Regions from separate parts of the Mus musculus genome. Here regions 1 and 2 are each linked to region 3. A link is a loop called in an ENCODE intact Hi-C map of the cell type or tissue named here. Cell type or tissue: left cerebral cortex. All regions are shown on one strand. Links, peaks and the distances in the headings refer to the core of each region. The heading gives the core; the rest is flanking DNA.

Region 1 (5,327 bases), core at 193-5,192, 160 kb after region 3:
AACTAAAGTTTAGTCTGCCCTTGACAAGAGACCGTATCCATCTGAACTCAAATGAAGGCATAGTTAATCATCTTAGTGTTCACGTGATACTCCACACTTGACAAACTGAACTTGATGACAGACTGCAGGGTTCAGCTAGAGTTCCCAGGCCTATTCCAAGTCTGGGTGAACAGCCCTGACCCCAGGGGTGGAAAGTGGCCCTTCCTTCCCATCCCCACCCCACACTCCACCCACTGTAGGAACCTCGTAGGTATAGCTGTGGACCTCAAGCTACTGTCCCCAGCGTCTTTACAGCCTCAGCAAACAGCTTTCCTTGGTGCTTACTCCCCTAATCAGGTCTCTCCTCACTGGCTTATAGTAAGCTAGGAGTCCTTTTGGCAGGGACTTTCCTCTGGCCTTAGAGAAGAATCAGGAGTGTGGAATCTGGGTGGTCAGCCCTTTGAACTTGCAGGTTTAAGGAAAACCAAAGGAGGCCCTTTAAACTCAGCAGTAGCCAGTTACATAGTGGAGGGCTTGCTCGGGTGTGAAGGCAGTGCAGGCTAAAAGCCCTCTCCTTCAGTCAGTCTTCAAAAGGGACTGCTTAATTAAATAATTAAACAAATGGTGAAAGAGAGGACTCCAGCCTGAAAGGACAGAGGAAATGCAAGCAGCTATTTTGGGGGTGGGGATGGGGGTGAAAGAAAAGGGCCAGTGTCCAACAATGGATGGGGGCTGAATGACACTCTACAGGCCAGAAGAAAGAGATCCTTGCCTTGGGGGAATTAATCAGACTTTAAACTCTTCTCTCTTTGTTTTAAAAACACTTCTTCAAAGGCCTTCTAAAAGCCTAAGGAGGCACTGGTAGAGATAGCCTGGACATTGAAGTTAAACTAAGGTGGGCCAAGGGAGACTTAAAGCTACTCTCTTGATGCAGGCTCCGGTGTCATCAGCAGAAGGTCCTGGTGTCAGAAGAGAGAATAGCAGTAGGGGTGTCACTTCCGAGGCGCACTTGCTATCATTTTCCCCTTTTCTCCAGTTTGTCAGTTTCTAGGGTTTCCTCTACAGTGAGGACAGAGCCTTCCCACCATGACCATACCTGGCAGGTAAAAACTATGCTGCACGTGGCCCCTGCAGTCAGACCCTCAACAAGAACCGAACCTAAACTGCGAGGCAGGCCGTTCCCCACCACCCACCAACAACTAAGTTTGGGGGTTCCCGCAGCAGCCGCCTGCTGGGAGCCCAAGGGCAAAAGCGAGCAGGCCCCGGGTTGGGGGGGGGGGGAGAGAAACTGACAAGGGTCCAGGAGTTGAGCCCTGGCCTGCTCTGAGATATCAGGAGTCTACGATCGAAGGTGGCCCAGCTCCCCAGGTGCAAAAAGACCGGTTCCCTGAAGGGACATAGAGAAACTCAGCACGCCACCCGGCAGGCTTGTTGGGACGGGAAAGAGCCGGGACGAGAACACCAGAGCTGCGCGCTGGATAAAGGCGGCCACTCACCCAGCAACAGCAGCTTGAGCTCCCGGCGCGCGTCCTTCTTGTCGCGGCGAAGCTGCCGCTCGATCTCCGCGCTGATGCGCTGAGACTCTTTCTCCTCCGCAGACAAACAGCAGCAGCCGGCCATGGCTTGCCACCTCGACGGAGCGACAGGGACCTGGAGCTTAACGCCCGGCCGCGCGGATTATCCGCGCCAGACGCAAGGTTTGAAGAGGAAACCACCTGAACCAACTATGGTATGGAGAAAGAGGCTCGGATCTCCTAGGCTAACGCTTTCTCGAAGGCAGTTCCGAGGTCAGGCGAGTCCTGAGCGCTTGTGTGGTCCGGGATCAGGCACCCAACCCCGCGCTTGGGAGGGAGAGAAGAGCGAACTGGGCAGTGTGATTGGCGCTGTCTCCAGAAGATGTGCGTCCCCGGACACTGTAGCTGGGTACCCAGGTAGGCAACGCACACCGCGAATCAAAAGTTGGGGCGTCGGTGCTGCTGCTAGAATGGTCTCTCCGGGACTGTAGGGTGTCGCAGGCTAGCAGCAGGTGTGGCCTGGCTTGCAAATAAAGGGCCAGCTAGTCCCTGTTTGCAAAGTTCCGAAAACCTCAACCCGTAGACTTTTGCGGAATGGAAGGTTCCTCCAGCACTGACCGCTCTATGTGACAGGAGGGGGCGGAGCGTCTCGAACCTGCAGCCAAGGCTGCAGGAGTTGCCTGAAGTCCTACCCCAAGCCGACGGTGCCTGGGGACAAAGGATAGCAACAAGAGGCTGGGTCGCAGAGTAGTCTCACACCTGCCTCCTTGGCGGTGGCGCCCTAGTGCAGGCAGGGCCACTTGCCAAGCTTGCTGTAACCAGCAGACACTGGCTGCCAGCCCCCTTCCCGCTGCCAGATCCGGGTTCCGACAGGTGAGGGAGTTTCGTCAACTCCCAGCCTCAGTGCCAGGGGTGGAGGCAGCGCACTAGCAGACCCGAGCCAAACGTCTGCAGCCCGTTCACACACCGCATGCCAGCAGCTAGGCTCAGGCCTCTTTTCCCACCTGAGGCTGAGCTTTGCCCACCAGCTTCTCCACCGCTCACACTTGGGGTTTCTAGACTGGCTCCCTCTGCTTCCCGGATGCCACAACTCAATTTGGGCTTAGTGCAAGCCTTGGGTCAGCTTGTAGTTTGCCTGCCTAGTGCAGATGGGCCTGCTGGCTGGCGTAGGAACTGCAGCTGCCTTCCGGGGTCTGGCAAAAGAGCAAAGGGCTAGTTAACGCCTCCCAGCCGGTCCTACCTCCTGGCACCGGATGAGGGGGCCAGGGACTGGAGGGGTGAAGGAAAACGGCTGGCTGCTTTGCATTTGATGATGGAAAAGACTTCTGTTTGTAGAAAGAGTTGGCACCTTCCCGGCACACCTGGCCAGTTCCCTGCCCAGCCCTGCAGCCAGACTGCCGCCTCGGGACAGCTCCTGGAACTCTGCGTGTGGATGTAGGAAATCTGAAAGAACCCCTGACAACTCAAATGCACAAAGTTTGCACAAAGCAAACTACTCTGATTTTGTCTGTGCAGATTTAAAGGTGCGGATAAGGGATCCTCGGGACCAGAGCAAATCTTCTTTGCCTTCTATTCAAGTTGGCATATGACATGTGCACGGTTACGGAATCAGACGCTAATTCTTCCTCCGTGAAGAGCAATGGAAGCAGAAGTGGGGCGCTGTGGTCATTATATAAGAACTTGGCAGCTAATGTTATCTGGCTGCTAAGTCTTATTTACTTTACAGTTTAAGAAGTGCGGACCAATCAGGCTTTAAAATGCCCTGTATTTTAGTATCCTTCCAAGCATAATTGACGACAACAGTGTCCCCTACTGGAAAGTTTCTGGATTTTTTTTCTCTCTGTAATCTGTCACCCACTTTTCCCTTTAGCTCCTACAGGTGTTGAGAACACCACCATTGGCTCCTCAAACTAACATCTCAATCACGGCTTTTAGTCTTCCACAGATATTAAAACCAGAGCAAATCTGAATTCCAAGTTAACTGGAATAACTGACCTGTTCAGTCTCCAGTTACTAGCCTTCCAAAACAGATCCTGACAGATCGTCCCTGGCGAACTTGGCGGTACCTACCGGAACCCTTGGTACCTACCGGAACCCTTCAGTGTTCCCATTCATTTGATCAAACCCGTATTCCTTGTATAGGACACGGTGCTGAAGAAGTCCCACAGGTTTATAAGCAAAGATCTCTATCTTCAGCTAACAATACAAACTCAATGAGTAAAATGTCAACAGCAGGAAATAAGCCAAATTAACTATGTTTGGTCCACATAGGACAATATTATGTATCCATTAAGGTGATCTATGAGTAACATTATGTCCCAATGAATAACACCTTAGGATGTTTGGGTGAATGACAGCCTGCATACAGCATCGTGGTGTCACCATCTACCTCAGGGCTGGGGATGTAGCTCAGTGATAAAGCCCTCTGTGCATTTAACATCCAGCACTGGAAAAAAAATCATACCTTCCAATGATAGCATAACCATTCTAGCTTGTATAAGAACACTTGGAAGCATCCATATGCCATTGTAGCTGAGTAGCCACGAACTCAGTACACTGCATTCCCACCGTTCACTCATGACGACAGAAGAACAACAAACTGGGGAGAATCTTCAAAACACATCCGGCAGAAAAGACAAGGCACAAACATATAAGCAGTACAACGGAAATGGTATGGGGAGAATACACACCTGCATTTTTAAGAGCATAGAGTACTTATATCAGGAAGGTTAGCTGCTCTGAGTCAAAACTGGCTGGCTGATTTTAAATTATCTGATAGAGGTACCCGAAGCCCCTCCCGTCATGTTTAGATTGCACTTTCCTTAACCGTGAGCAGAGCAATGGACTAGAATCCATTCAGGGGACTCACCCAACTCTAACATTTAATCATTTCTTCAATGATTTTTCACACTTAAAAAAAAAAAAAAAGGCAAGGGATTGTAGAGCTGGCTTAGCAGTTAAAAGCCCTGGCTTAGGACCAGGTTCCATTGCCAGCACCCACTAGGTGGCTCACAACTGTAAACTCCAGTTCCAGGGAATTCAACACCCTCTTCTTGCTTCTGCATGTGCTGCACACATGTGGTGTGCAGACATACATGTAGGCAAAATACCCATACACATAAAACACATTTTTAAAGATGTTAAAATAAATGTGAACTTTATTTTGGGGGACATCAAAAGCTCCTGAGAACCATACAACGGACAGCACAAGGCAGTTAGTTTCCTATTCCTGTACTTATTTGTTTCTCTTTCACATCATCTCTCAGACCTAGGGTACGAGATCAGGATGATTTCATGACATGATATTTGAAGCACCTTTCCAGGAAAGGCTGGCTTTAAAGGAAGCGCTTACTCATGGGCAACACTTCTCCTCATCATTCCCATCTACTTTAGTTGCACCTCATTACTCACAGCCCCCATCTTGGCTGCCAAGTGCTGAGCTTCACAGTCAGATAACTGTACGGGTCCTTAGGATGCTCACTGGGCCCCTGCCAGCCTAATGCCAGCCTAATGCCAGGTGCTGGGGATTCTGGTAACAAGATGTACTGAGCTGTGGCCCACCCGAAAGAATTAAAGTTGAGACCTCACTATCTTGTTTTCCATAAGAAGCATCATTCCATGATAGTGGCTTTCAGAAGCCAAAGATCGTGTATCTCCTTTAGCTTAACTTCCTTGCCTGCCCTGCTAACGAATCTCAGACAAATGTACTGTTGTGTCCTCTGAAGGCGTTGGTGCACCCTGTCCCCTTTTCCAGGAATGCCATCTCTTACTTCAAGCAAAATTAGGTCACTTCTTTTCCAAGCACATCTCTTCTGAGAAGACACCTCCACTCCT
Region 2 (5,327 bases), core at 135-5,134, 600 kb after region 3:
AAAAATAATACTGCAGGGGGTATTTATTTATTCTTTGTTTCAAATTATACTACAGACTTATGGTATTAAAAATACCATGGTACCAACACTAAACCAGACAGACAAATTTAGAGTAGAATAGAATAGACTAGAATAGAGTACCCTGGTTAGTCCCTGCAAATAGTGCTAACTGATTTTTGACAAAGACACCAAAATTACACATTGAAGAAAAGACAGTATCGTCAAGAAATAGTACTTGAAAACCTGGCTTTCAACGTGTAGAAAACAGAAACAGACCCTCTTCTTGCACCCCACACAAAACTCAACTCCTATATGTGTGTGTGTGTGTGTAATATATGTATGTATGTATGTAATATATAATATAAATATAATATATTATAATAAATACAATATAGTATATAATTTGTATGTATCCTGGTAGAAGATAACAAGGTGTATATGCTTTGACTTATAGACACGGGTATGTGCTTCTTCAGAGTCCCACAATACAGGAAGTTAAAACCAACAATTCACAAGTAAGATCTCATGCAAACAAAAAGATTCTGAGGGGCTGGTAAGACAGCTGAGTGGTGAGACAGAGTACTGGCCGCTCTTCCAAAGGGCACTCACTTGGTTCCCAGCACACACAAGGCAACTTAAAATATCTGTTACTTTGTTCCTGTGACTCTGATGGCCTTTCTTGCCTCTGTGGGCACCAGGCGTGCAAGTTAAGCAGACACACATTCAGGCAACATAGTCAAATACATCAAATACAGTAAAGATACAACAATTAATAAGTTCTATAAGGCAAAAGAAATTCAAGTGAAAAGGTGGCCCACAGAACGGGGAAGAAAACCTCTGCTGGCTGTGCATTTAATGGATTGGTAGTTAGTATATACAAAGAATTCAGAAATAAAAATAAAGACAATAAGGAACCCACTAAGAAGTGGGCTACGGAATCAAAGAGGAAGTTCTCAAAATAAGAATACAGTAAATGATAAACATTTTAAAAGTGTTTCACATCCTGGACTTCCTGTTTGAAAGTGTGATCTGAGGTCACCTGAAGATGCCACTAGAAACAGCCCAGTATGGCGGCAATCGTAGGCCTCGGGCACCTAACACAGAAGAATCACTAAGTTTGCTGTCTATGTGAGCTATACAGTCAGACCTTGTATCAAAACTAAAACAAAATTCAGGAACCAGGGCCATGATATAGAAATACTGGATGAATAGACTGTTTTCAGTACAGCTGTCCCCATTATATCCATGGTCTTGATCCCAAGACCACCCTTCACCTACTCTACCCACCCCTAACCCAAATCCTTGGATGCTAATTATATAAAGTTACCTTTGATAAAACGGCAGCTCATGCAAATGGAAGAGGATTTGCACATATCTGGGCATATCCTTGCACATTCTTTAAATCATCAGTTTGTAATATTAGGAAGACGGTGCACACATAATCCCCGTGCGGCACTTTTGAAAGAATACCCAGAAAGACTTGGCTCAGTACAGATATAATTCTTTCCTTGAATGCTTTTCATCTATAGTTGTTTGAATTTACAGGTACAAGGCTCATGGACATGTAGACCTACTGGGTAAGTTCTAAGTATTGCTTAGGTCATAACTGGACTAAGATGATTTATTCATTGTGTATCTGGAATTCAAATCTAACTGAGTGCTCGGTATTTTTATTTACAACATGAGTCCATTCTGTTTGGAACTTGGGGTTCTGAGGAGACACTCTGTTTTGAAATTTTTTAATTTGTAGTCTTTGGCACATTATGCATAGATGTTTGGTAACGACAATGCTAGGAACACTTTGTTGCCAGTGAAATTAATGCTATGCCACCGCCAATCACTGTACAAACATGTCAGTCTTTGCAAGGGATAGTTTGTTTTTGTTTTGTTTCTTCAGTTCCTTGAGCAACTCCATGCTTTACACTACAAATCTACCAGTTTTGCAACGTACAGTGGACAAGGGAAAAAAGTTTTTATTCTGAACACTCTCTCCATCCTTGCTGTATAACAGGTTGTCTCCTAGGGAGCTGAAACCAGGAGGTCTGGCTTAAAAGTTGCTAGAGAAGAGTCTGGGGGCAGTGTTTGCCTGGTTTGGGACTATAAACACTGCCACCTAGCGGCAGAATCAAGTATTCACCACTACACCAAAGGCAAAGGAGGAAATCCAGATGAATCAAGTGTGAAAATCTGCAAGCATGGGTTTTGGTTGCTTCCATTTAGCATTCAGTCGGTTAACTTTAGCAAGATGAAGGGAGGAACAGTTATTTACCAGTAGAGCAGTAACATTCCTTAAAAATAAACTGCAATAGGCGTAGGGGAGGGGCAGGGGCTGGCAGCAGCAGAGAGATGAGAGACAGGCTCCACAGGTAAAGTCACTTGCCACAGACGCCTACACACACACACACACACACACACAGAGAGAGAGAGAGAGAGGGAGAGAGAGAGAGAGAGAGAGAGAGAGAGAGAGAGAGAGAGAGAGAAATTCTTTTAACTTGAAAACCTATGTAGACAAAATTCACGTTTATTTCAATTCATAAGTTGTCTGAATTTCTGATGCATGTACAAGGCTCAGTAAAAGCTACTGGTAAAGAGAACTCAGAATCTCAGCTATAAAAATATCAAGACTCGGAAGCTTGGCTCCTGCGGGGCAACTAAGTATTCCTTAATCCAGAAAATCCTGTAGACCCCAAACAGACCCACCAAAGATCTCAGCTTCGTGACCGAATGAGCACTTGTGGCGATATATTTTTGTATCAGAAAAATATATTATTTTGTTACAGATTTAAACATTTGGTGCTGATTTTTTTCCTTTTGTTTTGATTTGTTTTCTAAGGGGTGGGGGGGGGTCTGAGGCTTGCTAAAAAAAATAATCATTTCAACTTGTCAGTTTCAGAGTTACTCCTGGCTACATGCCATCTGTTTTAACACATATGTTTTTGTGAGCTGTGGCAACCAGGATTCTGTTACCTTTATAAATATTTGCTGTCTCCTACTAGATGCAAAGGAATGGAGACTCCAGAGCCGCGTGGTTGTACAGCTGGTTACTAAGCAGGGATACGCTTTGCAAATTCCACTTCCGCCAGTGAGATTCTTTTCTTTAGGGGGGAAGTCTTAACCCTTTTGTCTAACGAGGAGTCACCTAGTGCTTTCTGAGCTCTAACAATGGCCAGACACTTAGCTTCACACACATAAACAGTCTAGTGTCACTGACGTGGCTTAAATGGCATCCATGTATCCCTATAGTCTTGGTTTACCCAGCTAAGCTTCTGGGTGGCACTGTGTCTACAGCCAGAAATAAGCTGTTTATCAGCCTGCGCTGCCTGGGTGCTGCCTGACAGATGGCATTGTTTGCGTTTCTACCCTGGCACACAGCCATCCGCTGTCCTCAAAATGGAGTCAAGGCTGCTTGTAAAATGGAGTCTCTCGGGGTGAGGAACGGTCTGAAAAATCACTGCTTTAAACAACGTAGAGTGAACACAGCCTGGTCTCTGGCAGTCTCCTCTCCTTTAAACCCAAAGAGCATGTCTCATAAATCTACTACAATCCTGTCTGCTGAGCCTTTAACCCTCTTATGAATTACATGCTTTGGGCAACGTTAGAAAGAGGGAAACTGGTTTCTGGGCAACCTTTAGAGACATCAAGCTAGAAAGCCACAATATACACACCCATTGGAAAGACAGAAGATGTTTTTTGGGGGGGAGGGGGTGCGTCTCTATATAGCCCTGGCTGTCCTGGAACTCACTTTGTAGACCAGGCTAGCCTCGAACTCAGAAATCCGCCTGCCTCTGCCTCCCAAGTGCTGGGATTAAAGGTGTGCACCACCACACCCAGCAACAGAAGACGTTCTTAGACAGGGAAGACCACACTTGTCCCACTGGTGCTTGCTTCTCTCTCTCTCTCTCTCTCCTAGCTTTGCTTTACATTTGGTTAGCTCTGAAATTCATCTCTTTGTTGAAGCCATGGACCCCAGTTTGCCCAGATGGAGGTTTCTGAATAGACCTCCTCGGGCATCTGCTGCTGAGGTGAGGTGTGGCAGCATATCCCGATTGCTGGTGACAACTGTCCCTGCTGTTCTCTGCCTAGATACAGACTTGAGAGCAAAATAATGACAATCCCCCAAGCTTAAAGGGGGCTGTAGTAACCGCATTTCATTACTGGAACACTTCTCAGTCCCCAGTGCCTTACTGGAGACATCTGAAACCTTTTGTGGTAGCCTTCTATTTCATAATAGAATCCAGGATCTTTTTATATTTTCTCTGGCTTGTCCTATATTCTCTCTGGACAGCACAGGAAGTAGATCAGCTAGATAACTGTGATATCTGCTTGACCCCGGTTTGAGTAAAGATATAGCCAAGTACTAAAAACTCTTAGTTGACTTCCTTTGCGAGTGACCCATCTTCTATCCTCTGCAAGTCCAGACGGTGATCCAGAAGTGTAACTTGTAGTGATACTAGCTGTTTGGGCTGAGTTAAATTCTTCGAATTCTCCAAACCTTCCTATCTCTAAGATGGGCATAGTGATGCTGACGTCAGCTGTTTCCTGCTCTAAGTTAGCTAATCCACAATGGGTAAAGCGGTGGGCTTTCAGGCTGTGCCTTGCCTTGAGAAACTCCATTTTACAAGCAGCGTTTGATACCATTTTGAGGACATCCTAACCCATGCAGAAAATGGATACATTATGCATTCCTGGACGGAGAAAGGATGTTACCCTAAAGTTTTGCTTTGGTGAATTAAGACTGTAAGTATACACCGGAGTTGTTCTAGTTTGCTTTCTATTGCTGTGATAAGGACCATGGTAAAAGCAACTTGGTGGGGGGAAGCATTTATTTCGCTCAGAGTCCCAAACACAGCCCATCACGGTGGGCAGTTGGGATGGTAACTCAAACAAGGCAAGAACTGAAGCAGAGACTGTGGAGGAGCACTGCCTACTGCCTTGCTTTTCAGGGCTTGCTCGGGTTTTTGTTGGTTTTGTTTTGTTGTTGTTGTTTTGTTTTAATACAATTCAGAACCTCGTGCCTGGGCGTGGGTACTGCTCACCATGGGCTGCCCACCCCTATCATCAAGAAAATACCCTACGGCTTGCCTATAGGCTAATCTGATGAGTCATTTTTCTCAGAATAAGTTCCCTCTACCCTGGTGACCCCAATTTATGTCAAGGTAATGAGAACTAACAAGCACGGCCATACTTAAACTATGCCAGGGAAACTAGACCCAAGGACTTACCAGACACACTAGGCTGGGGAAACTGTGCAGCTTCCTCACCTGGACCCCATAAAGAGACAGACATCTAACACTCTGATACCAATGCCCTCCATGACCTGGCATCTG
Region 3 (5,327 bases), core at 140-5,139:
ATTGCATTCTATAAATCAATATGAGTGTCTTTCTTATGCATATAGTTACCTTTAAAGTTCTAAGAACTAAAAAAACAAAAACAAAAACAAAAGCCCTTCAGACAGGCTGTGAAGCTCGGGTGTCAGAGTGCTTGCCTGGTATGCACACAACCCGGGGTAATTCCTTAGCACCTTCTACAACAGATGTGGTGGCACATGTCTGCAATCCCAGAATTCAGGAGGAAAGCTAGGAGGACCAGAAGTTCAGGGTTATGCTGAACTATGTGGAGAGTTCAAGGCCAGCCTAGGCTCCAGACTGTGTCTTCAAAAGTTGTTTAATCACTCAAGTCCTTACAAAAGACCTCACTAGCAATGGAGTGGGTGGCTCTGCTGCTCTCTGTAGCACCACCTAGAGATTTAAAATGCTGGGCCTGCTCCCCAGCTTATTATTTTACTGCACTCAGTCTTCTCCCTTTATCCAATGTTCCACCTCACGCTTACAAATGCCCATGGCCATTTATGACCCAAATTTAGGAAATGTGAAAATAATGCCAGAAATAAATGATCCGTCTTTGAAATGATTTTTGTGTTCTGCAAAGCTAAGGACAAGAACTCATAAGTTTTCAGTCTAGTGCCATTCTGAGTAGTAAGATAACATCGGTGGCTGTGCCAAGGGGGGAAACACACGTTTTCTAGTGTAGCCACACTGTGTACACTGCCCACCTGCCAGTCACTCATTAGCTGTCGCAGCTCTCACACTGTGTCATGGGGTCACACTGCCAATAACGAGTAGCTCTATTCTTAACTACCTTAGTTTTAGCCTGTGTCCATCTCTTGCTGTTACGTTTATAAGTTCATTTTATCATGCTTATGTATGTAAAGAACAAATACAGAATGCAGTATCATTTGTGATTTGGAGCATCTGCTAGGGACTCTGGAAAGCGGTCCAAAATTAGGTTAAGTGGGAGGCAAGGAAGACACACTACAGTGATTGATTAATTGATTGATTGACTGAACCAGCAGACTACATTGTCTGAGATTAGAGGTCACTAACTGGTTGCCACATAGCCCTTAGCACACTATCTGGTACACTCATTTGCACAGTATAAATGACATCTAATTACGCAGACATTACTAGCAGATGACTGAGAACCACTGACTTGGACCAAGAAAATGCACAAGTAACTTATGTCATAGTGGGGGTGGGGGTTGTTGTTCTGTTTCATTTTGCTTTTTTTGCTATTTTGAGACAGGGTCTAACTCAGGTTGCCTGCTGACCTGAAACTCACCTGACTGAGAATGTCTAAGAATGTTTGACCCCCTGCTCTCACTTCTCCAGTGCTGGTAGCTAGGCATGTAACCACCATATCCATGACGCTCAAGGCTGGCAACTACTTCCCTTATTAAATGCTATTGTCTTCTGTACAACTCTGTTCACCTCCCCAGTCACCCCTCACACGCCTGGCAGCGAGCGGACTTGCTTCTGTTTTCAAGATTTACGCTGAGTTAATCTTACAGTCATTCTGGCAAGCGTTCTCCAAATGGATGTAAATCCAGAGGCTCATCTCAGAGCCAGTAACAGTGGGCCGCTTCTGGGAGGAAACAGGAGAACCCACTAGCTTTTGGACAGAATGCTCATCTCATTGGGAGGCTAGCTTCCTCCCCTCTCTGCTGCCAGTCTAGCGTCTTAGTGGTTTCTTTCCTTCTCCCCCCACCCTGCCCCCCGACATCGTGCTTTTCTGCTGATGTAATTAGATCAATTGTGCCAAGCTGGATTGAACTGAGTGCTGCATGGGACAAATGTCTAGGCAAAGTCATTAAAAGCCATGGGCCTTAACGATGCCTTCCCTGACAGCTGCTTTGTCCAGTCCAAGCTAGTTCAGGAAGAGGCCAACATGTAAAAGGAACGGAGTGGGTTTGGGGAGTTTCGTGGTCCTGGGAGGAGGAACCAAACTGCAGGAGCATAAACAAGCTGCAACCCCAAGAAGTAAGCTGTGTGCTCAGTCACCTGTGGGTCACAGCCAGCCCTAGGGGACTCTTAAGAAAGAAGAAATGTTGTGATATCTCCAAGATAGTATGCGATAGAAATTTTGATGATGTTGATGGTTTAAATCTAAAGCTTTATGGATCCCAAATACATTAAGTGGTTGACTTTCTGAGAGGGTCAAATAAGCCAGCCGAGAGGCCTGTGTGCTGGTCTTGCAATGCCAATGTCTATCACTAGAGGGCACTACAAGATCGGCAACCAATTTAAGCAAAGCCTAAGCCCGCCTGCAGTTTCCAGAGGGATACAGAGAGGAAGAAAGCGGAAAAACCACAGGCAGGTGTGTTCTTTGCTTAAATCATAACCTCTGCTCCAAAACTTAGATCCGTTCCACTAAAGGAATCTCCAACTTAATTGGGTGAGAGAAGGTGGCTGCTAACCCCAAGGGACATCTGGGACAGAGAATTAGGGGAGAAGAGGCCAAGAAGCAGGCCAGGAGGTCAGGGGAAACACCCACCCACACACATCCTCACTCCCCCACCCACCCCCACCCACACCCCCTGCCTCTCTGCCTCCTGGGAAGTGAAGCCTTGCAGAGTTGGCTTAGCAGCAGCTGCCGGCTGAGTACTCACTATTTGGCAGAGTCTGACAGCTGGTACTCCCTCCTCCTGTCGTAACACTCCTGGATTCCGGGATCCAGCCACAGCTGCTTGATGGCTGCCACCTGGTCTCTAGAGAGTGCAGTGACCTTGTCTACTTCCACTTCCCTGATGATCTGGGCATTTTCCTGTCCAACGGAAAGGAAATACCACGTTGAGCACAGAAAAGCATGACAGATAAGGGGATGATCTGGGGTGGAGGGCTCTGACAGGTGCTGGGCTGTGCACAGCCAAACCCTCAGAAACCAGAAGACTAGGCGGGGTGATTTGGTTGCTCAGTCTAGAGACGTGAAACAGACCGCACTAGACCTGCGCCTCCAGTCCAGCAATAGCAGAGGCAGCTGCTCAGACCCGGCACCCAGGTGTGAACAGAGACACCCACGCCCTGTAGCCACTTTCACTTTTCCCACTTTCTGTTCATTCCAACATCTATGTAGCCAGCAATGGACATAAACTGTTGTATCAGTCACAAACCAGGATTGTTTGGTTAGAAGTGGACTGGCCCCAGGTGTAAGAACAGGGACACACTCTCTCTGTAAACGGAAAAATCAGTGCCAACTGTCACCCTGCCCTTTTTCTCCCTCTTAAGTTTTTTTTTTTTCCTTTTCTTTTTCTTTGTATTTCTTTGAAGTAGATTTTACTTTGTAGAGCAGCATTAAGATTCAGCAGAAATCTTCAGCTCAACAGAAAGTTCCCATATGCCAGCCACGTAGTCCTGTGCATCAATCAGCGCACAGTTCTTTCCCACCTAGGAACCACTCCCAGATCACCTGCTCTGCACGACAACTACTAGACAGTGTTTATTGTAGCTATTACTCCGTTAGCACACTAAGGATTACAGGCAGGAGCTCTGTGAGAGTGTATGCCCAGTGGATACTTCTCACTTGCAATCCTAGCGCATATCCATCGCACCTGAACCTCTGCATGTGATTCCTTCCACTGTCCTTAGCCAGAGAGCGTGATCCAGGGTCCTGGAGGGCCTTGAGTAGAGCATAGGTACTGTCCCCAACCTTCTGGCTTCCCATTGCCGCTCTGTTGTTTCCTCTTGCCCTATGACTGCCCTCTACCCTCTACATCTGAAGTGGCCATGTGCCTCTGTCTTCAAACAAGTCCGGGAAAACTCCACAAAAGCAGAGTAAAAAATCTCACTTGTGCTTTTATCCAAGAGTTCAGCTCCTTTTCTGCAAGCAGTTGGTGCTTTCTTTGATAATGTGAGCTCAATAAACACATGTGGCACATGTATCTATGTAGCATGTCAGAAATCCACAGCCATGGGATATGACTAGTGTGGGGAGACGCCTTGCAGAGAGGGGGGAGTCCACAGAGGAATCTGGGGATTCACGGTGGTGCCTCTCAGCCAGTTACCTCGCTAACTCCGCCCCTTCTTGCATGTCATGCACCATAGGCTGTTTTCTTAAATTTAACAATGAAGTCCAGCTTTGCTGTTGAGAATTAAAGCCAAACAGTTGACAGAGGACTGGGTGGGGCACTGCCATGCTACATGGCAGGGGGGGTGGGGGAGGATGAGGGGAATAGAGGGATGGGGGAGGGGGAAGGTTGGTCAGCATCAATGTATGCCCAGGAAGCAGATGAATAAAGTGAGCCTGCTGGTCTTAAGAGTCTCAGGGAGAAGCAGTCAGACTGGAAGACAGAAGAGTTTGGGAGCAAGCCAGCAGTTGCAGAAACATCACCGATGACCAGGCTCTCATAGAGAGTTCAGCACGGACGTGGATGAACGTGGCAGAATAACTCGTTATTTTACACAACTGCAATATACTAATAAGAAGGGGAAACACAGGGCTCAACAAGAACTTTCCTTTCCCCGATTCTCAAAAATCAACATTTTTGCTGCTGGAAGAGGGAACACAGAAGACAGAAGTATGTCACACGGAAGTTCCCAGGCCACCCGTGAAAGGGCCACAGGTGAAGTGGTGGTGCCTTCACCTAGGGCCCTGGCTTCTGCTGAGTGTCCCTGTCAAGTACAGTGAGCTTCTAGTTGCAACCCAGCAGGCTGCCCAACCCGCCAGGCCCTCATCACAGGGGCTGCTCCTCTGTCAACTGCCCAGCACAGCAGCCATCTCTGCGGGGCCTTTTGTTAGGTAAGTAAGGGTTTGTGGTTTACATTTGTCTATGTATTTTAATTGGCAAGTTGATTCTACATAGTTATGGTATATATACCACATGTTCTCTTGACCTATGTAAATAATGTATATGGCTAAGCCGAGCTATTTAAGACGTGTGTGTGTGTGTGTGTGTGTGTGTGTGTGTATGTGTGTGTTTGTGTGTGTGTATATGTGTGTGTTTGTGTGTGTGTATGTGTGTGTGTGTGTGTGTGTGTGTGTGTGTGTGTGTGTGTGTTTGTGTGTGTATGTGTGTGTGTGTGTGTGTGTGTGTATGTATGTGTGTATGTTTTTGTGTGTGTGTGTGTGTGTGTGTGTGTGTGTGTATGATCTTTGCATGGTAAGGAACACTAAAGAGCTACTCTCTTGGCAATGTTCAAGGAAATAATACACCATCACTAACTTAATCACCAGGATGTATGGGAGGTCTCTTGAACAACTTTCTCTTTTCCAGATGATGTTTTAATTAAAATTAAAATTAATATTCATTGGTATGTTATCAATGATAAAAAAAAAAAACCTAACTAGATACTATGGGAACGGTCTATTGACATTCACTATCCATAAGTGCAGCAAGCTTTGCTT

What was found. Hi-C counts contacts between places; a loop is a spot of excess contacts. Peaks named below come from ENCODE experiments on the same cell type or tissue, not always from the same donor. Only the 100,000 strongest peaks of a DNase experiment are listed, where the experiment ranks them.
Region 1: it touches region 3 in a loop (3-fold over the local background); 15 of 42 quality-filtered maps call a loop at or near these places.
Region 2: it touches region 3 in a loop (11-fold over the local background); 7 of 42 quality-filtered maps call a loop at or near these places.

The regions. Positions count from the first base shown.
Region 1 is chr19:16,432,966-16,438,292 of GRCm38, reverse strand. Gna14 (guanine nucleotide binding protein, alpha 14) reads right to left here and starts at 2,626. Exons shown (of 7, transcript NM_008137.4): 1 at 1,476-2,626. The coding sequence starts at 1,599. In left cerebral cortex, for the core only: CTCF peaks have their summits at 2,652 and 3,297 (motif pointing left); DNase peaks (open chromatin) are centred at 1,508, 2,363, 2,598 and 3,175; H3K4me3 peaks cover 1,694 bases.
Region 2 is chr19:15,995,124-16,000,450 of GRCm38, reverse strand. The region is part of intron 2 of C130060C02Rik (RIKEN cDNA C130060C02 gene); the gene reads right to left. Among named protein-coding and RNA genes, the nearest start is that of C130060C02Rik, 13 kb to the right of the region's middle. In left cerebral cortex, for the core only: a CTCF peak has its summit at 2,112 (motif pointing left); DNase peaks (open chromatin) are centred at 2,136, 3,068, 3,342 and 3,999; H3K4me3 peaks cover 450 bases; H3K27ac peaks cover 686 bases.
Region 3 is chr19:16,596,363-16,601,689 of GRCm38, reverse strand. It overlaps Gna14 (guanine nucleotide binding protein, alpha 14), which reads right to left. Exons shown (of 7, transcript NM_008137.4): 3 at 2,596-2,750. Among named protein-coding and RNA genes, the nearest start is that of Gm41811, 16 kb to the right of the region's middle. In left cerebral cortex, for the core only: CTCF peaks have their summits at 406 and 2,185 (motif pointing right); DNase peaks (open chromatin) are centred at 2,220 and 2,639.